Linked DNA regions of Homo sapiens: region 2 is linked to region 1. The links are chromatin loops, found by intact Hi-C in ENCODE. Cell type or tissue: heart right ventricle. All regions are shown on one strand. Each heading gives the region's core, and the rest is flanking DNA. Links, peaks and the distances in the headings are about the cores only. Region 1 holds the start of DOCK8-AS2 (DOCK8 antisense RNA 2). Region 2 overlaps KANK1 (KN motif and ankyrin repeat domains 1).

Region 1 (11,872 bases), core at 403-8,402:
TGGTATTAGATTCTGCCCTAAAACAATAAGAGTTAGATGCTAAGTTATATAGTCCTGGACCTTAACTCAAATAGCCAGAATAGCCCTAGTAACCTAGAATATTCCTGATTAAATATCCCCTGCTTTTAGATACCTGTTGTCCATTTGGGTTTGTTTTTTACAGTCTCTTTTGTACCACAGTGGATACATTTGCTTCATGAGTGCAGGAACCATGTTCACTGCTGCATTCTTACCCCTAGCCCTGCAACAAACACACAAAAGATACCCAATAAATATTTGTTGATTCACTAAATGAATGAATGATGAGTAGGCCTGCTTCTAGAAGTGCACTGCCAATAAGAATGTAATGCAAGCCACATATATAATTTTAAAAATTCTAGTAGCCATATTAAAAATAATAATAGGCCAAGTGCAGTGGCTCATACATGTAATACCAGCAGTTTGGAAGACCAAGGTGGGCAGATCACTTGAGCCCAGGAGTTTGAGACCAGCCTGGGCAACATGGCTAAACCCCATCTCTACCAAAAAAGATATAAAAAATTAACCAAGTGTGGTGGCATGTGCCTGTAGTCCCAGCTACTCGGGAGGCTAAGGTGGGAGGATCGCTTGAGCCCAGAAGGTTGAGGCTGCAGTGAGCCATGATCGTGTCACTGCACTCTAGCCTGGGTGACAGAGTGAGACCCTGTCTCAAAAAATAATCAGCATCATAAAAAGAAACCAGCAAAATTAACTTTACTAGTATATTTAACCCAATATATATAAAATATTATTTCAATATGCTTCCACTATAAAAAATTATTTTACAGTCTTTTATTTCCATATTAAGTCTTTAAAAATCTGATGTGTAGTTTGTACTTACAGCACGTTGCAGTTAGGACTGGCCACATTTTAAGTGCACAGTAGCCACAGGGGGCCACTGGCTACCATATTGGATAGTGCCATTCTAGAAGCTTTCAGCTTTTTCAACTGGATGCCTCTGATTTGTGGACTCAGAATACAGATAACCAAAGAAGTGGGACTAGTGTCTGAAGTAAGAATGACAGGGTATGATTGAGAGCCCCATGAGCTTACCTAGGAGAGAAACTTGTGGGGTTGCAGAATAAGGATTTGTCAATATTGGCTCTAGCTGTTCACACTATTTCTGGGCCAACTCCCAGATCATTTCTCAACTCCAGATAGTTAAGTGGGGAGCATGGCTGCACTTTTTAAAGTGATGGCACAAAAAAAGATATTGAACGTTGGTCCTCTGATTATATATTCTAAATATGCAGTTAGAAAAGAGGCCTTTTAAGAATCCCTAAGAGTAAAGCAAATTAGTATCTTTGTTTCCTGAAAATTAGAGAAACTTGATATGCCATGATAGCCCTCTTCATTTTATTTGGAAAACTCTTCTATGAAAGCTTATTAGAGAAAATTTTCTGATTAGCTTCATGCCTCCCCTCCTTCAGCAAGGTCAAGGGTGCAGTTGTCACTATCACATAAGAATCTCATAAAAATTAAACATGAATATACTGCACAGATCTGATTGGGTTTGTCATGCCACACATTGTTTTAAATTCCATAATTCTATTCTATAAAGAGTGGTTTCTATGACAATAGATCGTTTTAAAAACAAACAAACAAACAAAATTTAGAGTTGTCATTGGTAATTGTGGTTGCAAGTATGCTTTCAAAGACCAGAAGCTTTTGTTTTGCTTTGAATGTAATTTTTTTCTTTTTTCTTTTTGATACGGAGTCTCACTCTGTTGCCCAGGCTGGAGTGCAGTGGCACCATCTCAGCTCACTGCAACCTCCACCTCCGTGGTTCAAGCAATTCTCCTGCCTCAGCCTCCTGAGTAGCTGGGATTACAGGCGTCCACCACCACGCCTGACTAATTTTTGTATTTTTAGTAGAGATGGGGTTTTACCATGTTGGCCAGGCTGGTCTCAAATTCCTGACCTCAGGTGATCCACCTGCCTCTGCCTCCCAAAGTGCTGGGATTACAGGCGTGAGCCAAGCTTCAATATTCTTAAACCCAACCTCACACAGCCTGATTTAAAAACTAAATTTCTGCTAGGCACGGTGGCTCATGCCTGTAATCCCAGCACTTTGGGAGGCGGAGGCGGGCGGATCACGAGCTCAGGAGATCAAGACCATCCTGGCTAACACGGTGAAACCCCGTCTCTACTAAAAATACAAAAATAAAAAAATTAGCCGGGCGTGGTGGCGGGCGCCTGTAGTCCCAGCTACTCGGGAGGCTGAGGCAGGAGAATGGCGCGAACCCGGGAGACGGAGGTTGCAGTGAACGCAGATCGCGCCACTACACTCCAGCCTGGGCAAAGAGCAAGACTCCGTCTCAAAAAAATAAATAAATAAATAAATAAATAAATAAAAAACTAAATTTCTGGCCAGGCACAGTGGCTCGTGCCTGTAATCCCAACCCTTTGGGAGGCCAAGGCTGGCAGTTCGCTTGAGCCCAGGAGGTCGAGACTAGTCTGACAAACATGTCAAAACCCCGTTTCTACAAAAAATACAAAAATTACCTAGGTATGGTGGTGCCTGCCTGTAGTCTCAGCTACTTGGGGGGCTGAGGCATGAATCCAGGAGTTCAAGGCTACAGTGAGCTATGATTGTGTCACTGCACTCCAGCCTGGGCAACAGAGTGAGACCCTGTCTCAAAAACCAAAACAAACAAAAAAGAAAGCAAAAACTAAATTTCTGATAATCACTAAGTTTTTAATTATGAAATTACTAGAGGAAATGCAGCATCACCTTGGTTGAAAACCATTTGGAGAGCCGTGCACATTCCTGATCCCTAAGTCCTTGATGTTGCACCCATCTTGAGGAGCAGTGCTCTCTCTGGACCGATGTTACTGAATCCAACCCAGTTCCTACTTGATGTTTGTGGCATTAGCTTGGCAGCTAGTTTTTACGTTTACTATTTTTACTACATATTAGGAGATGGCAAATTACTGATAGCCAGGATAAGGGAATGATTTTCAAGGCATTATAGCTCTAAAAAACAATTGAGAAATCAGCTCCCTCATCACTTCCTTAATGCAATGAGAGAACACGACACGGATGAACAAACTGTTCTGTTATCCAACAAGATTATCAAGAGTTATTAGTGAGATAATAAAAAAGTATATGTGACTGCCAAAAGTCTCCAGACTAAGGACCAGAAGACCTGGTTTCTTGTTCTTTCACTTTCTAGTCCTGCAATTCTGGCGAAGATACTATACTGCTCTGAGCTTCAGGGTTTTTTTCACTGTGAAAGAGGGTGCAAGTTCCTCCACATTCTTCCAATCTACTGAGGAAACCCAATGAGATAATGCATGGGAACATGTTTTGGAAACTCAAAAGTGCTGCCCAAAATGTAAGGTAACACTGTTTACAATTGACACTTCCAGAAAGTTTAGCCAGCACCCCCACACATGGCATCCGCTTCTGACAACGTTAATCAAAATCAGGCCAAAGGTGCAGGCAGGACAGAGGCCTGACTTACCAGAAAATAAACGTCTGGTCTATTCCACTTGTAGTGCCAGTTTACATTGTCTGGCGAGAGCCAACTACCAGGGCCTCCGGGTAGAAGAAAGAAAGGGTATCAGTGGAACTGAGAGTGTATACAGTGGCGCCTGAAAGCGGGTAGAAGAAAGAAAGGGTATCAGTGGAACTGAGAGTGTATACAGTGGCGCCTGAAAGCGGGTAGAAGAAAGAAAGGGTATCAGTGGAACTGAGAGTGTATACAGTGGCGCCTGAAAGCGGGTAGAAGAAAGAAAGGGTATCAGTGGAACTGAGAGTGTATACAGTGGCGCCTGAAAACCCAACCTCGCCAGGCTTCCCTGTCTCCTGTGTGCAGCATGTGTGCAGTGCATTCCCCTGGAAGGTAAATTCGCGGAGTCCCGCAGCCCACCTGTGTCCACCTAGCCTGTAAGTGCCCCCTGAGGGTATCAAAGCACGCGGACTTCCGCCTGAAGCAAAGCCACCGGGCGGCAAGTTTCCCCGTTAACAACAACGAAGACAGAGAGGACTTGGCAGCTGTGACGGATCTGCAATAATTAAACTGACGTTGCTGTTTAGAAGCCTGGGGGTCGCCTGCAGCCTCCCAGGCTCCACTCCATCGGCTCCAGCGCTGCAGGCGGGCCGTGCATGTCTCTAGATGCATATTAAGCAAAAAGTTTCTAAAGAGGATCGCGTGGAACCCAGCAATTGATTAAGAATCTCAATGGCCCTAATCCCCTGAGAATTGAACTAAGGGCTCCCCAGCAAACACAGCGATTTACATGGGGCCTAGAGAGAGCGAGCACTGCCGGGGGCGGCGGCGAAGGGCAGCAGTGGTGGGACGGGCGGGGTAGGGGGAGTTACTGAGCATGCGCCCGGGTAGGGGCGTGGGGGAGTTACTGAGCATGCGCCCAGGTAGGGGCGTGGGGGAGTTACTGAGCATGCGCCCGGGTAGGGGCGTGGGGGAGTTACTGAGCATGCGCCCGAGGGTGTTTCGGGGCGTCCGAAGCGGGCGTGCTCCAGCCTGCTCAGCAGCGAGTGGTTGGAAATTAGCAAAGTGAGAGGGTGCGTGGCCTGAGGGACTCGGGGAGGCTGAGGGCTTTTTTTCTCAACACTGTGAAGCTCAGGGAAAGGAGTAGAACTGGGAACCAAGTAAAGTAAAATCGTGGCAAGTGGGCATAGACCTGAAATCTCCTTCGTGAGGGAACCCAGAACGTGCAGCTCAATGTATGTTTGGAACGAACAGGTGAAAGGAAGCAGGAGGAGGAGGGAGTTCTAGCGAAGACTTCGGAGGGAAGCAACCCATCCCCTGCCACAAGAAAGCACCGCCACTCCAGTGGGAACGGACACGCGTGCACACAGCCACGAGTGAGGTTTGAAAGAGGCCCCACCCTCCATTACACCTGTGCTCCACCGTGGCCCCCAGCCAAGTTTAATCTCCCATTCAGCACTTACTTCTGGAAGCTTCTTTCCCTTTCCTTCCCACCACTCATTGGCCTTTCACCCCCTAGTTTTTTGTCTGTGTGTGGGACTGTCTTCCCCCACTCCCCTTGACTGAAGTTCCTTGAGAGCAGCAGCCCTCTTTTTATCAGGGAAGAGATTTGAAGCTCAGGACATTCTTATCCAAGTAGGTGCTAGCCACCTGGGTAGTCAAGACAGGGCCCTGCACAGTTAATGTGAATCTTGTCATAATGCCAGGGTTATTGTTTTGCAAGGAGCCGGTCATAGAACACTAGATTGCATTGTCACTGGGAAATAAGCTCATTCTATTAGCTTGTTTCTCAGCTAGCTTATGTAGAAATTTGCCACAGTTGTTACTGCTGGGCACCTGCCCTGGATCTGATCATCAATTATATCATCTCTTCCATCTGATGGACTGCACCTCACCCCTTGCTTTTTCAGAGCTGGCGAAGCTGGGCCAAGGAAAGCGATAGTGCCAGCTGAGTGGAATGTGCAGGAAGGGACCGAGGAGGGGCACTATGTACTGGAGAAAAGAGATGGGGTCTCCAGGACAGGGGTAAGGACACTAGACTGAGGGCACAAAGGAAGGAAACCACAAGGAAGTAGAGTAGGGAAGTGGGGAGCATGCTGAGGAGAGAGGTCAAGAGATGGTGACCGCTCTCTGCATGCCCCAAGGAGATGGTGATGACACTCCCAAGTCCATGTGGGACTCCCTCCTTATGCGGGCCTCAGTCTGTCATCTTCCTTGGAGCAGGACCAAAGTAAATAAGATAAAGTCACAATTTCTCATCCTTCTTCACTCAACTTTTCTTTGAGGTGAGTTGGCATTTTTGTAAAAGAATGCATTCTCTGCCAGATGCGGTGGCTCACCCCTGCAATCCCAGGGTTCTGGGAGGCCAAAGTGGGAGGCTTGATTGAGGCCAGGGGTTCGAAACCTAGGCAACATAGCAAGACCTCCATCTCTGTAAAAGAAATTAGCCAGGCATGGTGGTGCATACTTGTAGTCCTAGCTACTTCGGAGGCTGAGGCGAGAGAATCGTTTGCACTTAGGCATTGGAGATTACAGTGAGTTAAGCGTTCTCCTGTACTGCCATGGTAGGTGGGTGTTGCTAGCCACATGAGGATATGTGAGCCGGTCACCAGGGACTGCGGCTGACTCCCCGAGCACAAGGACAGTAAGAATAAACCTCCGATTATTCCCCTGCCCCCAACCCCAACTTCAATTAAAGAGATATACCCTTATGTGACTGACAAAAAAGAGCCCTGCTCTCCCAGAGTCACATCCCCATACGCCAAAACACTCTTACATATAATTATTGGTGCTTCATAAATGGCTGATAAAAAAACTTTTCTATCAGGGAATACACCCTACCTTATTCACAGCCTCTTATAGAGAGCTGGCCTGCCCACAGTCTCTGTAAGGGGCAGTTGTCTCTTCTGAGTGACCAGTTTCCCTGACCTCCCCTCAAGCCATGACTGACCAAGGAAGTCAATGTCACCACTGAGAAGCAAGGCGTAGCCTCAGACTCTGAGTTTCTAACTCTTTCCACTTTCCTAAGATGGGGTTATGCCTCATTTCTGAGAGATTTCCAACCCTCTGCCATATATTCCTCTTTTTGTGAGGTCACTTGGGGAGGTGTCTGCTTCTTAGCACCAGAAGAGCTCTCTCAGGACCCAGTTGCTGACCCAGTTGCTGCAAATGCTGAAAGTAGGAAATGGAGGTCAAGTGTAGGCCATAAAGATTTTCCCACTCCTCCTCTTGAATCAGGCATGGCCTTGTGAATTACTTTGGCCCATAGAATGCGGCAAAGTGATACTGTACAAGTTCTAGCCTTGGTCTTAAGCCTGCCAGCTTTTGCTTTCACTCCCTTGGAGCCCTGAGCTAGTATAGAAAGAGATCCAGCTGCAAGGACTGGTTACACAATTTGCAGGGATTAGTGTAAAAGGAAATGCAGGTTTCCTTGTTTTAAAATTATTCCGAATTTTAAGGCGGTGACAACAGAGCCCTATACCAAGCAGAGGCTTGATCCGAGCTGGTGCAGGCATGACAGCCAGGCTTCCTGATACATGAGTGATGCTATCTTGGATTTCTGGCCCCAATTCAGCCTCCTAATGGTCAGCATGAGAGCATGAACTACCCTAGGTGAGACCAGTAGAAGAACCCAGCTCAGATTACAAAACTATGAGCAAACAAACGGTTGTTATTCAAGTAAAGCTCACTAAAGCTCTTCATGACAAACGGGTATAGTCATGGGGGCCGCTAAGGCCTGGGTTGAGATTTTATATAGCAATAGGTAACTGAAGCATGAAGAATAAGAGTTTGCAGTGAGTGGTCACCCACCATATTCCAGGCCCTGTGTTGGTGCATTGCATGTGCCAGCTCACCTGATCCTCACAACACCTTTCATAATTCCTTTCTACAGGAGAGAATACAGCAGTTCCAAGGACAAGGGATTCGTACCACTGCTCCTCACTCAGTAAATAGCAGAGACAGAATTTGAACGTGAGTCTGACTGATTCCAAAACCCATGTAATATCCCTGCATTGAAACAGAGGAAAATCCAAGGAAAGTGCACACAGCTTGGAGACTATTGGATAGGGGTCTGATTCAGTCTTTCCTAAATTTCCTCATAAATTTGCAGTTGAAGTATCAGGCAGAGAAATGATAACCAGGTGAAAGACCCCTAATGGGACATCATGACATCACAGCTCTGTGATCATCAACCATAATCCCTAGAGGGTCACCTAGAGTTATCCTACAATGAGGCTTACTTGGGTTTTCTGATAGGTATAATACTGAGAAAATTTGCTATGGTTAGCTATGGGTATTCACCACTTATTTTAGTGTATATCATCCCCCAACAAACCACAGGCACCTGTGATCATCTGGGTATGTGTTCAGGAACTATCTTGCACCCAGAAAGAACAAGAATTTTTTTTTTTTTTTTGAGACAGAGTCTCTCTCTGTCACCAGGGTGGAATGCAGTGGCACAATCTCAGCTCACTGCAACCTCTGCCTCCATGGTTCAAGTGATTCTCCTGCCTCAGCCTCCTGAGTAGCTGGGACTGCAGGCATGTGCCACCACACCTAGCTAATTTTTGTATTTTTAGTAGAGACAGGGTTTCACCATGTTGGCCAGGATGGTCTCGATCTCTTGACCTTGTGATCTGCCCACCTCGGCCTCCCAAAGTTCTGGGATTATAGGTGTGAGCCAGTGTGCCAGCCAAGAATTAATTTCAACATTAGACTCAGCCAGAGTTAATGAAGAAGCTTTCCCCACATGATGGCTCCTCACAAGAAATACTATCTATTTATAATATTCATTGGCTTTACTTGTCTTTACCAAGCCTTCCTGAGTGTCATCAGTGGGTGAGTGAGTGTATGGATAGGTACCTGCCTATCTGTCTGCCCATGGTGATGAACACATCACTGTAGGTCAGCAATGACATTGAGTCTAAATGCTGTTGGCCATAAGGAAAATAGTGACATTCCCTGGCTCAGAGGAAATGCTGGTAGGAAAGCCATATGGACTAGTATTTATAAGTACAAGCTCAGGGGTCAAAGATGCTGAAGTTCAATGCCTTGTCCTGTCTCTTACTAATTAGTGATATTGGACATATTGATTAATTGCATAAGTATGTTTCTCACTTATCTATAAAATGAGATGTATGAGGGCTAAATGAAATGATGCATGTGAAAAACTGAACAAGGTGCCAGGCCTAGGACAAGGGCTCAATAAATGTCAGCGATTATTTTATTTGATGAACAAAAGAAGGCAAATGTTCTTTCTTTGATGCCCCCTATCTTTTCCCTGTGTCGTTTCTCTAAAAAAGTATATGTGTGTAATTTCTATGCCTTCCCTCCACTCTCCCATTATCTACCACTTCATCATCCTCTCACTACCCATGGCCACTTTCCCTCATTATCTTTTCTATATTTCTTCCCTCCTCCCCTGAAATGGGGTTGAGCAGGGGGAGATCAGAGGATGAGAAAAGGCAGGGAGACATTGGTGGCAGGGTGACAATGGAGCACCACAAGCTGTCTAGGCCATCTAGACTTTCCCTGAGGACACTTCAGTATCTCTGAGAATACCATTTTCTCAGGACTCCTCACACTGGGAGAAACCTTAGCAATCATCTGATGGTGTACTTGTTACAGTAGATAGGCAGACATGTGCAGTGCAGGAGAGGGCCCCCCACCCTGACCAGGAATGTCAGGTGACCATCAGGTGATGGTCACATGGTTGTTACACCGTCTCTCTCAAATAATAACTGGTTGCAGCCAGCACCAGGGAAAGGCAGTCTCCAAATAGATAGGAAAAACCTGAAAGTGACAATCAGCAGCTTCACAATAAGATCTCAGGAATTGGGCAGGTGGGCTCAAGCATGTGCACTAAGAGGCAAAGTGGCGGAGTTTAATTGGTAAATGACCTTCCTGTAGGAATGCTACGCTGGTAAGGGAAGAAAGCCTCAAGAAAGCATCTGTACCATTCCAGCAAATACACTGTGCATGCTCCCCTCCCAAATGCTAGCAGGCCACTGCACATATGGACAGCCCACCCCAAGGGAAGAATTGGGAGAAGTAACCCAAGACCCCGAAAGTATGCCAACCTGTAAGACCGCAAGTCAAAGGTCAAACTGTGCACTTGATCTCACAAGGTGCCCACTCGGCCCTCTTCCAAATATACTCTACTTCCTTTCATTCCTGCTCTGAAGCTTTTTAATAAATTTTCACTCCTGCTTGAGGACTAAGCTCTGATCTTTTCTTATCTTCCAAATTCCTATCTAGGGGGTCTGGGGAGTTATGCCCTACAAACCAAAAATTCTCATCAGATGGGTTTTATTTAACCCTATATATTGTGACTTTTTAGTCTGACTCTGGCATAATATTACATGACAAAATCAAAATATTTTATCCCATAACATGTCTCTTTGGCATATTTTGAAATGGCCCTGCAAAGCCATCCTTTGTAGGGGAAAATTTGCATCTGTAAAGAATCTCTGTTAACATAGCTAGATATTTTTCTTCCAGGCGCTCCCATCTGAAGAGATTAAGAGTCTAGCACCTTTTTAAAATTATTTATTTATTTATTTATTTTTGAAACAGAGTCTCACTCTGTTGCCCAGGCTGGAGTGTAGCGTCGCCATCTCAGCTCACTGCAACCTCTGCCTCCTGGGTTCAAGCCATTCTCCTACCTCAGCCTCCCGAGTAGCTGGGATTACAGGTGCCTGCCACCACACCCGGCTAATTTTTGTATTTTTAACAGAGACAAGTTTTCGCCACATTGACCAAGCTAGTCTTGAACTCCTGGCCTCACTGTGATCCACCTGCTTCAGCACTCCAGCCTGGGCAACAAGAGCAAAACTCCATCTCAAAAAAAAAAAAAAAAGTTAGAAAACTAAACTACAAGGTCCTTAAATGCCTGCTCCACAGTATTAGCCAAACATGAACAAGATCCCAGGTGTTAGGCCGGGCGTGGTGGCTCACGCCTGTAATCCCAGCACTTTGGGAGGCCGAGGCGGGTGGATCACCTGAGGTCAGCAGTTCAAGACCAGCCTGGTCAACATAGTGAAACCCTGTCTCTACTAAAAATACAAACATTAGCCGAGCATGGTGGGGTATGCCTGTAATCCCAGCTACTCGCGAGGCTGAGGCAAGAGAATCGCTTGAACCCGGGAGGCAGAGGTTGCAGTGGGCTGAGATCACGCCACTGCACTCCAGCCTGGGCAATGGAACAAAAGACTCCATCTCAAAAACAAAAAAAAAATCCCAGGTGTTCTGGATTCCCATCCAAAAGAAAAGGGGAAACCAAACCCCCTGCTTCCATCTCACCCAGGATCTCCTGTCTTCCCAAAGCACTTTACCGTCTTTCCTGCCCAGCTGTTGAAATATCAAACTGTACCAAGATTTTGGCCATGATGGACTCTGTTCTCTGCACACTAAGAGATTTATCTTCCTGATCATCAGTAGAAATATTAATAAATAATATTGGTTGCCATTTATTGAGCAGTGTGTTAAACATCCATATTATTTAATGGATGTTTTTCTAGCTGTGTTTTAAAGTTTTAAAGTTGCAGCATTTGAATGAATGAATGACTTCTGAGCCAAAGTGAGAAAAAGCAAACAAGACACAAATGAGTTTTCTAAACTATGTGTCTCCCCGAAATTAGCTCTGCTACTTTGCACAAGTCTCCTTTCCTAAGATCCCGCTTCTCATCTGTTCAATGGGGATATGAACATCTACAAGTTTATGGTAAAGTTTAAAAGCACATTTGTCTGATACTAAGAGCCAATAAACAATCGTTACTTTCATTACCCCAGTTGGCAATTTGAGCAGGGCATGACAGGGAGTTTGGGTGACAGGCGATAAAGTAACGGACATTATGGAAAGTCTGAAAGAATGTAATAAGGATAATATATTTTAGATGTATTTTTCTCTTTTATATTTTGTGAATGACTTTTCCCCTGGTTAGCCTAAGGTAATTCTTATGACTCAGGGAGGTTTGAGATTGTTACAGCAGGAATGCAAACAGAAAAAAAAAAAAAAAAGATCTAGCTTTTGATTTCCAAATTTGAGTTCCTAGAATAACTGTCTTTAAAATTCAGAGGTTGGAGATAAAGAAAAGGATTTTCTAGATTCCTATCACTTCCATTAAAATACCAAGGGTCAGAACAATGAACCTGAATTCTAAAGCTATTGGTAGAGAGAAATGACCTTTGATGTAAGAGGTGTCCCTACTGCACAGAAAAGATGGGGTGTTTTTCCTTTCCAAACCAAGGGAATGTCAGGGGAAGAAAAGATAGAGATTAAAGGGGAAAAGTGAGTTTTATGTATCTTGGCTTCTCCATTCAGGGCTGATATCACAAGTAGTAGATAAATTGAAAGAAAGGAATCCCAAAAGAAGAAAAAGACTGTGTTCTGCTCCTCA
Region 2 (12,163 bases), core at 1,844-9,843, 77 kb after region 1:
CTTCAAAATATACTAAAAAGCTGTCATCAAAACAGCATAGTAGTGGTGTAGAAACAGACATATAGACCAATGGAACAGAATAGAGACCCCAGAAATAATTCATATTTACAGTCGGTTGGCTCTTTGACAAAGTTGCCAAGAACACACAATGGGGAAAAGAGAGTCTTTTCAATAAATGGTGTTGGAAAAACTGGGCATCCACATACAGAAAAATTAAACCCCTTTCTCACACCATATACAAAAATCAACTCAAAATGGACTAAAGATTGGGGGCATGGCTCAGGGGTAGAGGATTTGACTGCAAAATGGACTAAAGACTTAGTAAGATCCAAAAGTATAAAACTACTTGAAGAACACACAGAGAAAAAGCTTCTTGACATTAGCCTGGGCAATGATGTTTTGGATATGACCTCAAAAGTATCACAGAAGCAAACATAGACAAATGGGATTGTGTTAAACTAAAAAAAAAATTCTGCATAGAAAAGGAAACAAACAATAGAATGAAGAGATGGCCTGTAGAATGGGATAAAATGGTTGCAGACCATACATCTGATAAGGGGTTAATATATAAAATATACAAGGAACCCATACAACTCAATAGCAAGAAAATAAATAACCGGATTAAAAAAATGAACAGGCCGGGCGCGGTGGCTCACGCCTGTAATCCCAGCACTTTGGGAGGTCGAGGCGGGCGGATCACGAGGTCAGGAGATCGAGACCATCCTGGCTAACACGGTGAAACCCCGTCTCTACTAAAAATACAAAAAATTAGCCGGGCGTGGTAGCGGGCCCCTGTAGTCCCAGCTACTCGGGAGGCTGAGGCAGGAGAATGGCGTGAACCCGGGAGGCGGAGCTTGCAGTGAGCCGAGATCGCGCCACTGCACTCCAGCCTGGGCGACAGAGCGAGACTCCGTCTCAAAAAAAAAAAATGAACAGAGGACCTTAATAGAAATTTCTCAATAGAAGACATACAGATGACCAACAGATACATGAAAAGTGCTCAATATCACTAATCAGGGAAATGCAAATTAAAACCACAGTGAGTGGCCAGATGCAGTGGCTCATGCCTGTAAATCCCAGCACTTTGGGAGGCCGAGGCAGGCAGATCACTTGAGGTCAGGAGTTCAAGACTGGCCTAGCCACATGGCAAAACCTCGTCTCTACTAAAAAATACAAAACCACAGTGAGGTATCATCTCACATCTACTAGAATGGATATTATCAAAGGCAAAAGGTAACAAGTGTGTTGGGAAAATGTGAGATAAAGGGACCCTCTTAGACTGTTGATGAGAATGTTAGTACAACCAATATGGAAAATAGTATGAGTATGGAAGTTCTGCAGAAAATAAAAACTGAACTTCCATATGATCCAGCAATCCTACTTCTGGGTATACATCCAAAGGAATTGAAATCAAAGAGATACCTGTACTTCTGTGTCCCTCGCAGCATGATTCACAATAGTCAAGTTATGGAGACAGTGGAAGTGTTCATCAGTAGATGAATGGGTAAAGAAAATGTGGTATATGTGTACACTGGAATACTCTTCACCCTTACAAAAGAAGAAATCCTGTCATTTGCAGCAATATAGATGAACCTATTCATAAATGAAATAGCCAGGCACAGAAAGACAGATACTGCATTTTCTCACTTATATGTGGTATCCAAGAAAGTCAAACTCTCACAGAAGCTGAGAGCGGAGTGGTGGTTGTCAGGGGCTGGGAGATGAGCGGTGCTTGGGAGGGCGTTGGTTAAAGGTAAAAAGTTTCAGTTAAGTTAAATATGTTCTGGAGATCTATTGTACAGTGTGGTGACTGTAGTTAATGTATACTTGGAAATTACTAAGAGATTAGCTCTCAAATGTTCTCACCACAAATAAGTGCGAGGTGGGTATGTTAATTAGCTAGATTTAATTTCACGAGGTCTATGTACATCAAACCATGTATATTGTAAATATATACAATTTTTATTTTTTAATTATAACCTTAATAAAAGTGGGAGGAAAAGTGATAAACGGTAATAAGCCCTTAAAGGTAATAAGTTAACTTGTCACCCAACGTATTTATTAATTTTTCTATACAATGTAATGTGCTTGGAGAACATTGAGGCCGGGCACGGTGGCTCATGCTTGTAATCTCAGCACTTTGGGAGGCCAAGGTGGGCGGATCACTTGAGGACAGGAGTTTGAGACCAGCCTGGCCAACATGGTGAAACCCCATGTCTATTAAAACTACAAAAAAAAATAGCTGTGCATGGTAACGGGCGCTTGTTATCCCAGCTACTCGGGAGGCTGAGGCAGGAGAATTGCTTGAACCCAGGAAGTGGAGGTTGCAGTGAATCAAGATCACACCATTGCACTCCAGCCTGGGCAACAAGAGTGAAACTCTGTCTCAAAAAAAAAAAAAAAAAAAATTGAAAATCCGCAAGCTTCAGAAGACACACTACTGCGTGTTTGTCCTTCTACGGAAGTCAGTACAGATCTCAATGACTTGTTCTCATTTCACCAGAAAATGACCATTGTGCATTATGCTGTCAGTGCAGATGGAAAACTAGCAGCAGTTTACAAAGTTTCCACTTGAAAAAACATAACTCTAATTGATTTAAAAAAGTAGTTGATTGTTGCAAGACTTGACATTTCTCTAGTTAATTTCTATGCCTGTTGTTTTGCCCCTTACCGTCTTCAAAATCTGAATCCAAATCCAGGGCTTCTCTATTAGGAGGCTCCATATCATATCTCTTTAATCCTGATAATTTCTCAGTTTTTTGTTTCCTACCTACCTGGCTATTTTCTTACGCTATCTTTATTTGCTTAGTAAATATAACATTTCATGTTCTATTTTATTTTATTTTATTTTATTATTTTATTTTTTATTTTTGAGACAATGTTCTGTTGCCCAGGCTGGAGTGCAGTGGCATGACCATGGCTCACTGCAACCTCCATCTCCTAGGCTCAAGTGATCTTCCCACCTCAGCCTCCTGAGTAGCTGGGACCACAGGTGTGCACCACCATACCCGGCTAATTTTTTTATTTTTTGTAGAGACAGGGTTTTGCCATGTTGCCCAGACTGGTCTCGAACTCCTGGAATCAAGCAAGCCACCCCCCACTTGGCCTCCCGAAGTGCTAGGAGTACAGGCAAGAGCCACTGCACCTGGCCCTGTTAACTTCTTATGTCATTTCCCCACTTTAATATATTTGAGGGCTAGTTCTGTGTCATGTATGTATTTTAACATCACTACCGCATCTGGTGCAGAGAGGGGCATTCTGTAGTCTTCGTACTTCTTATCTTCACTATTGCTGATGAGCCATAACAAATTTGAGATGAGCAATTAATAGATGGACCGGCCAACAAACACTATGTGGAGGAATAAGTGAGGCCAAAGCTGATGGATGATGCAAAGTGAGGACGTAACATATTTCGCTGGGGAACCAGACAGATATGCAGAGTAAGCGCTCTGATAGGGGAAGTACGGGCTGTTATGGGCGCTTCATACTGGGAACATTAATGGGAGGTGGAGGTCGTAGTTGAAGCTGAAACCTGTTGGGTGAGGTGGAGTTCGCCAGGTGAAGTGGTAGACTTGGGGAAGAGGAGAGGAGGGGGAGCATCCTGTGTTTAGAACCAAAGAGAGTTTAGTGTGTGATTATTGGGTGGGGGTGGGAGGGTAGGTCATAAAGGGCCTGGTAAACTGTTAAGAAATTTTAAACTTTATCTCAAGAGTTGTGGGAAATCACTGGCAAGTTTTAAGTTGGTAGGTGAAGTGCTGGCTGGAGGAATCCCTCCAGCTTGGGTATGTGAGGATGGCCTGAGAACGGAGGCACCTGCAGTAATCCCCCAGTGAGAGACACTGTAGCCTGAGCTGACCTTGGGGCTAGAAAAAGGGGACAAATGGCGGCTGAGGAGGAGAATCTCTGTGAGTTGATTGAATGGGGAGAGGCAAACATCAAGCCCAGTGCCCAGACTTCTGGGAGGATCTGGCTGCTACTCAGTATGGCGGTTGAGGAGGAGAATCTCTGTGAGTTGATTGAATGGGGAGAGGCAAACATCAAGCCCAGTGCCCAGACTTCTGGGAGGATCTGGCTGCTACTCAGTGAAAGGAAGCCTGGGAGGTTTGGGAGGGCAGATGGATGAGCTCATTTATGGACAGATTGAGTTCAAGCATCTACAGATCATTGAAGGGGAAATGTGAGCTTGAACCCTGCATTTGAAGTTCAGAAAAGAGAAAGAGCAGAATGAATTGAGTTCTGGGAGTCTTTCCCATGTGGATAGTAACTGCAGCGGATGAGGTGATAAGATCACCTAGTTAGAGGTGGGGGAGCAGAAGAGGGCTTAGGGCAGAACTCTGAAGAGCAACCTGCAAAGGAGACTGAGGAGGAATGGACAGAAAGGGTGGAGGAAATCTTCATGGGTGCTTTTCAAGGAGGCAGTGGTTACCAGCATTAGCTCCTGCAGAGCCAAGAGAATTGAGTCATTTTGCTGGGCTTAGCAACAAGAACTTTCAGGGACTTCATGGCAGCGTGACAGCATATGGAGATGCAGTACTGTTGGCCTGTACAGAGCCTTTTTTTTTTTTTTTTTTTTTTTTTTTAAATTCCCTGAGATGTAGTCTCGCTGCTCTGTCGCCCAGGATGGAGCGCAGTGACTCGATCTCGGCTCACTGCAACCTCTGCCTCACGGGTTCAGGTGATTCTTCTGCCTCAGCCTCCCAAGTAGCTGGGATTACAGGCATGCACCACCATGCCCGGCTAATTTTTTTGTATTTTTAGTAGAGACAGGGTTTTGCTATGTTGGCCAGGCTGGTCTCGAACTCCTGACCTCAAGTGATCCACCCGCCTTGGCCTCCAAAGTGCTGGGATTACAGGTGTGAGCCACCACACCCTGCCAGTACAGAGCCTTTGAAGACATTAGAAAATGTGTGCCTTTCTGGATGGACACAGTCCCTGGCTTGGTGAGTGGACCGTGCATGGGACTTCAGCTCTTATGTGCCACCTTAGCTGGGTGCACTTGTTTAGTGTGCAGAATACACCTTCCATGCGTGGTGGCCTAGGATATATCTGCACTTCTCAATCGAAGGCAATGTTGCCTCCCAGGGAATATTTGGCAATATCCGAAGAAATTTATGATTGTTATAGCTGAATCAGAGAGGGTAGGTGCTACTGTCATCTAGTGTGTAAAGGCCAGAGATGCTGCTAAACACTCTGCAGTGTCCAGGACAACCCCTGACAACAAAGAATTATCCAGCCCCAAACACCAGTTGTGCTGAGAAACGCTGGTGTCTGTGACCCTTTCAGGCTCATGGGAAAAGGCGGTCAGAGAGGGTGATAGCTGGAGGTGGGTGGACCTGAGAACAGGCTCCTTACATACTTTGCTGCAGTCTCATTTGCTTGTGGCAGTTTTCACCTTGCCTCTCCTACCTCTCTACCATAGAACTCTTACTCATCATGTTATAGGTTTTCATTTGTTTATTCTTATGTAGCCATTTTCACTATTCCCTCTCCCACCCCCACTCCCCCAAGCAGTAAATTCTGTAATGCAAGGCAATCTTGTGTCCTTATTTCTGTTTCTGGGCACACTGTAAAACATCTGTATTTTAATAGTATCTGTCAGGAAATTCTATTTTGGCAACCAAGTACGGGCTAATCTAAAGTAGCCCATACTTGAGTGCTATGTTGATAAGGCTCTAATGCATAGTTAGCCCCTTGACTGTCAGGCTTGGAAAAAAGACAGGAAGTATTCCTTGTCTTTGGAAATGAGCCTACTCTGGCTTTGGGAAGGAAAGAGTACAAATGGTTCTCACCAGATAGGGTTGCAGCAGCTCTCCCAGCATTTTGGGAACAAATCAGGTCATTATCTCAACAATGTCAAAATTGTGTTCCCAGATCGGTTGTTGTTTGAAACATTTGGGGCTGATGCGGAGGAGGAGAATTAATTAGCAGCTCCCTCTGTTGGTGTTCTTTTTCAGCCTTCTCACATTGCAGCACGAGAGTCCCTTAGACATGCTGGCTGCTCATTTGATAATCTGTGTTTTGCTCAGTACAAAAGGTTGCTGGCTAAGTTTTGTGAGCCCCTCTAACGTCAGGCTGGCAGTATCTTGGGTTCAATTAACAAGAAAGTCTACAGTAACATTTTGTCAATGGGGAAGGACTTGAATTCACAGAACTGTCTCGGAAAGCCCTGGGTAAGTTTGAAGAGCAAAGTTGCCTTTTCTGTTTTCAGAAATATTTTACCCCGCAACGATGTGTAAATCTAAAGCCTGTGCAAGAATGAAAACGAGCTTGAGTATTAAGATTTGGCACAGTGTGTGCAAGCAATGAGACTGGGTTAAAAACAGGAAGTGTCTTAATTTAAAGATGGTGATGGGGAGACGGATTAAAATAAACTGCTGGCCATGTTGAATCTGAGATAGGCAAGCCTTGGTTGTGGGCACATTCCCTTCTGAATTACTCTATGCAGATATATTTTAGGCCTCTTTCTATTAAATTGTCTTTCACATGGTTTCAAAGATAGGGCTAGTGATAAGAATTCTCTTCCTGCATGGTGGGTACCATTATATAAACGGTATGAGCATGCTTTTCTTGTGTCTCTGTATAACTGCTTGGTCTGGCACTCCACAAAATAGTAAAACACATTTCTGCAGTGGACTAGCCCATGCTGTGAAAGAGGAAGGTGGTGGTGGACAAAAAGTGGTAAGTTTTAGGCTGAAGGATGTTGATGTTAAACTTTATTTCTGATTATGGCAGTCTTTCATCATGTAATTTAAGAAGCCTGAGATCATCTGACTTTTTTTTATGTTTTTTTTCTTTAGGACTGCAGGAAGTGTTGATAAACATCTGTTTAAGTTGTCTATACCATGAAATCCATAATCTTCCTTCATAACTATGATAGCATATGGTTTTCTATAGTTAGGAAAACTATTTCTCATGTATTTCATGGTTTGGCCAAATCCTTTTATTACATTAGTACTAAAAAATTCCTTAGGATTTCTAGAGAAAATAATATGTATTATGGATAAATAAGGGAAAGTAAGATAATTCTTAAACCTTAGTATCAGCAGTCATTCTAAACCACATTACACATCTTCAGTAAAAGTGGTTACAAAAGATTTTTCTCACTTCAAAAGATCCGCCAGGGAAGAGTCCCAGCTTTTTCTTGGTGTTATTTTAGGTATTAACTCAGGAGGGCTTCCTGAAGGTTTGTCAGTGAGATAGTTGGGGGGTTCCTGAGCTTTTTATTGTTGTACGTGAACTTGGTACTTACTTCTTTGGCTTTTAAACTCTCAGCAGCACGTACAGATGCCCTCACATGCTTTCTGGGATGACTTTAACGCTAAATAGCAGGGGTGTTTCTCAAGAATGTTTAAGAAAAGAAAGCAGACATTTGTTTGCACAAACAGATATTTGTGACTTCTGTGAAAAAATTCCAATAGTTGTAATATAGGAAATTTTTATAAACAAACACCCCTACCAACTAACCCATCGTGTATTTTTATGTGTGTATAGAAAAAATGAAAGGATATACTAAAATGTTAATTGCATAGTTTCTCTGGGAATTGAATTTAATTAAAATTTTTTTATCAAGATTTTTAAAGTTTTATAATGACCACGTTATGTTTATGTAATAAAAATAAAATAGAGGCTAGGCACAGTGGCTCACACCTGTAATCCCAGCACTTTGGGAGGCTGAGATGGGAGGATTGCTTGAGTCCAGGAGTTCGAGACCAGCCTGGGCAGCATAGTAACACCCTATCTTTATTTTTAAAAAATAAAATAAGAGAGGGGGACAATAAATGCAAATATATAAATGACAGAAATTTTATGGTCTGGTCAAAGAACTATCATTGCATGAAATTATAGATATGGTCATGTAAGGTTACCTTTTTTCATTATAATTCCACCAATAATTCTAAAGTTTCTTTTCTTTTTTTTTTTCTACTTCTTCCACAGAAAAACAGGACAAAGAAACCTGTGTGAATTTTCAGCTTTTCACCTTCTCTGATTTTATTTCTTCCTCACTCTTCCTTTGACAGTCCTCGCAGTCCGCCTGAGAGAGTAGAGAAGACCCCCTCCCAGAACCTTCCTGTAAGGTCTCCCCGCTGACTTCCTGTAGTGGATGTGACTGTGTGCCAGGTGCCTGCCGAAGACCCCTGTCACTGACTGTGCCCTTTGGGAAAGAGTCAACAATGGCCTCCTCCTATGGCTGACTTCGTTCATGTTCAGGCTCTCCAGCTTGCTAGTGAGAATTGCCAAGGATTGGTTCATGGCAGGATAGAACTAAACTGATAGATGAAAGCTCCACAGTGCTTCAAGACGGGGTCCCGTTCATGTTAAGCAGTTTTCCTTCCTTCAAAATAAAAAACTAGCAGTCCTTAGGGAGGACAGTTTTTTCCTTCCTTTTCCTATTCTGGCTCCAACAGCTGTCTCAACACAGCCCGAGATGGGGAGCAGCCTGGCTTCCACCGGCAATAGCTGTATTGTGGGAGTGTGAAAGAGAAGCCACCTTTTCCTCCCTCTGCCCAAGCCACCTGGCCCCTTTGTCCTTTCTCCTCCTCGTCCTCTGAGGTATGAGTGGCTGTGACTGTATGACATAGGAACTATGAAGCGGGGTGAGGGGACGGTTTGGTGCGTAAATCCTCACGCAGGTGGCGGTTATTGTCTGTGTGGAGGAAATAAGCCCGGTTCTTCCTGGGACTGCTTTCATTTCCCTCTAGCTTCCAGAGGGTAAAATGAACCTTAATGGAGGTTGGGGGGTGGCACGCACAAAGTCCTGGGTTGAGGGGGCAGTGGTCAGAAAGTTCCCTAGGGTAATATACAAAGGAGAATTAACACTGGGGACACTGAGGTGGGTTTTGGTCCTTTCCACATAACTGACACCTTTCAAAGCAAGGACTTGCTTTCTCGTGAGGAATGTCAGCAGTCGCAACACCACTGGGTTGGATGCAGGATAATTATTCAGAATCACGAGTTACCTGTTTGCAAGCAATCACATTGCAGGTGGGATAAATAAGCAGACAGTCTGTGGTAGGTTCCCCCACCCCAACCGCCTCCCCTCCCCCCAGGGATACTGTAATTTTAAGTATTGTTTTGGATATTGGTAATTCTAAAGCTCCAATCTTAACTGGGTTTTATGAAAGCCGTTATAGGGTGTTTATTACCAAAAAAACCTCCTTCTTATTTAATAATACAGTGCCTAGCCACTCCTTTTTCCCTGCATCCGTACATGAAGCCTGATTGCAGATCTCGAACAGTATATTTCTTTGAGCTAAACAGCAAGAACAGATAAGGTATCTTATCAAAACACCACGCCAGGTGGCGTGGCTCACAGCTATAATCCCAGCAATTTGGGAAGCTGAGGTGGGAGGATTGGTTGAGGTCAGGAGTTTGAGGCCGCAATGAGTTATCGCGCCACTGCACTCCAGCCTCAGCAACAGAGGGAGACCCTGTCTCTAATAAAACAAAAACATTACACCATTGTCAGAAAGTGATTTGTTCTTCTTTGTTGGATTAAATTCTCTCACGTGCAAGGTAGTGGCCAGCAGCCTAAGAAGATACACAAGCTCTTCACTGTAGATGTTTGGCGGTGTGGGAGTTACAAGGTTAATTATGAGCGTAAGGCCCAGGCATCTTTTCTTCCTAACAATTTCATTTCATCCTATTTCTTTTTCCATTCTTTCTCCGAACTGTCTATACTTTATTAAAGTCTTCTTTTTCCCAGACTCCAGAATAATTTCCTGTGATATGTTTTAGCAGTTTCTCCAGGAAAAGGCTCCAGGAGTCTTTAAATCCAGCCCTCTTTCTGCTGTATCTTTGTGCCTCACATCTTGAGAGAAGTTGAGTGGTAGAAAGTAAAGGAAAGCAGAAAAAGAGATGGGTCAGGGAGGAAAGCCAAGATGGAAAATGGATGGGAATGAATGAGGAACATGATGTGGGTTGGGGTGTCAATTCATGGTTAATACAACATGTGTGGCTCAGTATAACCAGATTGTCATAAGAAGCTCAGGCAGCTCTCCCCCTCTGTTGCCTGGGGCTTTTCGCAGTTACAATAAAAGTGGAAAGATGAAGAATAAGGGCAAGCAGAAGACACACACATTTGCCTGTTTCCCTCTTTTTGTCCAGATTGAGTAGATGGGAGGCAGGGCTGTTACCCATGATGGTGTTTCATACCAGAGTCAATCTACTAGTTTGCTTGGTTTTATAGGCGTGATTCCCAAATTTTGAATCTGAAGTTAGCTGTCAGTTTAAATTCAGAGGGTCCGCAGTTGTTTTTCAGGTTTTTCTTGATTCTGCCTTTGGAAACCAGGAAGATGTTGAATTTACTTTTCATCTGACAATATTGCACATCTGTGAACCCAACTGATCTGAAAGTGTTTACCTCTTAACTCTGTGAAGTTAGCTGGTTATTCTGGATGGCTGGGACAATGGTGAGGACCGTTTATAATGGTTACTCTCACCTGTGCTCCAGACGCTCCACTTGGTGCTAGAAATACAGCAGTGAACAGACATGGTTCTTGCCTCCACACAGCTTGCAGTTTAGTAGGGCAGACTGACGACATTAAAAAGATACCATCGGTGTTGTTATAATGGTGATAAGAGTTACAAAATAAGGGGCCAGGTGCAGTGTCTCACACCTGTAATCCCAGCACTTTGAGAGGCCAAGGCAGGAGGATTGCTTGAGCCCAGGAGTTGGAGACCACCCTGGGCAACATAGTAAGACCTTGTTTCTACAAAAAAAAAAAAAAATCAAAAATTAGCTGGGTGTGTTGATGTGCACCTGTGGTCCCAGCTACTCAGGAGGCTGAGTTGGGAGGATCACTTGAGCTCAGAAGGTCAAGGCTGCAACGAGCTATGATCGCACCACTGTATTCCAGCCTGGGTAAGTGAGACCCTGTCTCAAAAAAACAAAAATAAAGGGAGCATGTAACAGTAGGATCTAATCTAGCCTAGGCAAGTACGGCATTCTTGAGAAGTGACTTAAGACCTGAAGGACTGATCGAATTGTCTGTGTGAAGATTGGCAGCGGGTGCTCTGAGGGGGAAAAGCGGAAATAGCATATGCAGACACCCTGAGGTAGAAAGGGAGCTCTGGCCTGCTTGTGTGATTACTGTGGGAGAATGAACAGGAAGAAGACGAAAGTAGAAGCAAGAAGACCAATTAGGAGGTTCCAAGGACCTGCCTAACTAAGGTCAGTTAGCCGGTGATTGCCCAAGCCAAGACTCAAACTCATTTTTATGAAGGCCGCACACCCTCATCTCCTCAGCAGTTGTTAAACAATATTTGATAATGGTGTTCATGTCAACCTGGCACATGTCTAGAAGATTCTTAAGTGACTTTTTCTTTTCACATGGCTTTTTGACCTTTTAAATATAATATGTTTTAATATGACGTTATTAGCTGCACAAAGGAAGGGAACTGCTCATTTGAATGAACCAGAAGAAACTTGGAATTTTGCCTGCCTTCTGCTTCAGCCCTGCCAAAATGTAATTTCTTTAATTCATCAAATCACATTCTTGACTAATCTGCTCAAGTCTGTACTATGCCTTGGCCTTTTTCCCTGTGACAATTTAGGGATCTTTAAAGAAAATATTTTGAAATGTTTTCTCTTGATCAGGGTGCTTGTGGTTAGGTATTGCATACACTGCTTTTATTTGCAGAATGAGCTATTTTTCTACCATGTGATCCTTTGTTAGAAATGAACATGATTGTGGCTGGCCGCAGTGGCTCACGCCTGTAATCCTAGGACTTTGGGAAGCCAAGGCAAGAGGATAGCTTGAGCCCAGGAGTTTGAGACCAGCCTGGGCAACATAGCGAGACCCCTTCTCTACAAAAAAATTAGAAAATTATCCAGGCCTGGTGGCACACACCTGTAATCCCAGCTACTTGGGAGGCTGAGGTGGCAGGATCGCTTGAGCCTAGGAGGTTGAGGCTGCAGTGAGCCATGATTGTGTTACTGCACTCCAGCCTGGGTGACAGACAGCGAGACCCTGTCTCAAAAAGAATGCAATTGTAATTTTGTCACCTTTATTTAAAAAAATCATTTATCAGGTGGTTGCAATGAAAAGCAATTTAGTTGTTTACAACCTCTACCTTCCAGGGACTTAAGTGTGTTCAGAAGTATTTAAAATGAAATAATTATCTTAGCTAATAATGATAAAATTACTGTGGAGCATTGAGGGCT

What was found. Hi-C counts contacts between places; a loop is a spot of excess contacts. Peaks named below come from ENCODE experiments on the same cell type or tissue, not always from the same donor. Only the 100,000 strongest peaks of a DNase experiment are listed, where the experiment ranks them.
Region 2: it touches region 1 in a loop (2.1-fold over the local background); 13 of 110 quality-filtered maps call a loop at or near these places.

The regions. Positions count from the first base shown.
Region 1 is chr9:465,829-477,700 of GRCh38, forward strand. It overlaps DOCK8-AS2 (DOCK8 antisense RNA 2), which reads right to left and starts at 4,301. Exons shown (of 2, transcript XR_002956871.2): 1 at 3,486-4,301; 2 at 1-241. It also overlaps a transcript of KANK1 not described here. RefSeq lists enhancers at 3,129-3,178, 3,419-3,518, 4,051-4,576, 4,079-4,228 and a silencer at 4,339-4,388. In heart right ventricle, for the core only: no CTCF peak of the experiment used is centred there; DNase peaks (open chromatin) are centred at 3,993, 4,403 and 4,849; H3K4me3 peaks cover 1,851 bases; H3K27ac peaks cover 1,236 bases.
Region 2 is chr9:541,172-553,334 of GRCh38, forward strand. All of the region lies in intron 1 of KANK1 (KN motif and ankyrin repeat domains 1), which reads left to right. Among named protein-coding and RNA genes, the nearest start is that of KANK1, 43 kb to the left of the region's middle. In heart right ventricle, for the core only: a CTCF peak has its summit at 5,939 (motif pointing left); a DNase peak (open chromatin) is centred at 5,917; H3K4me3 peaks cover 2,208 bases; H3K27ac peaks cover 4,966 bases.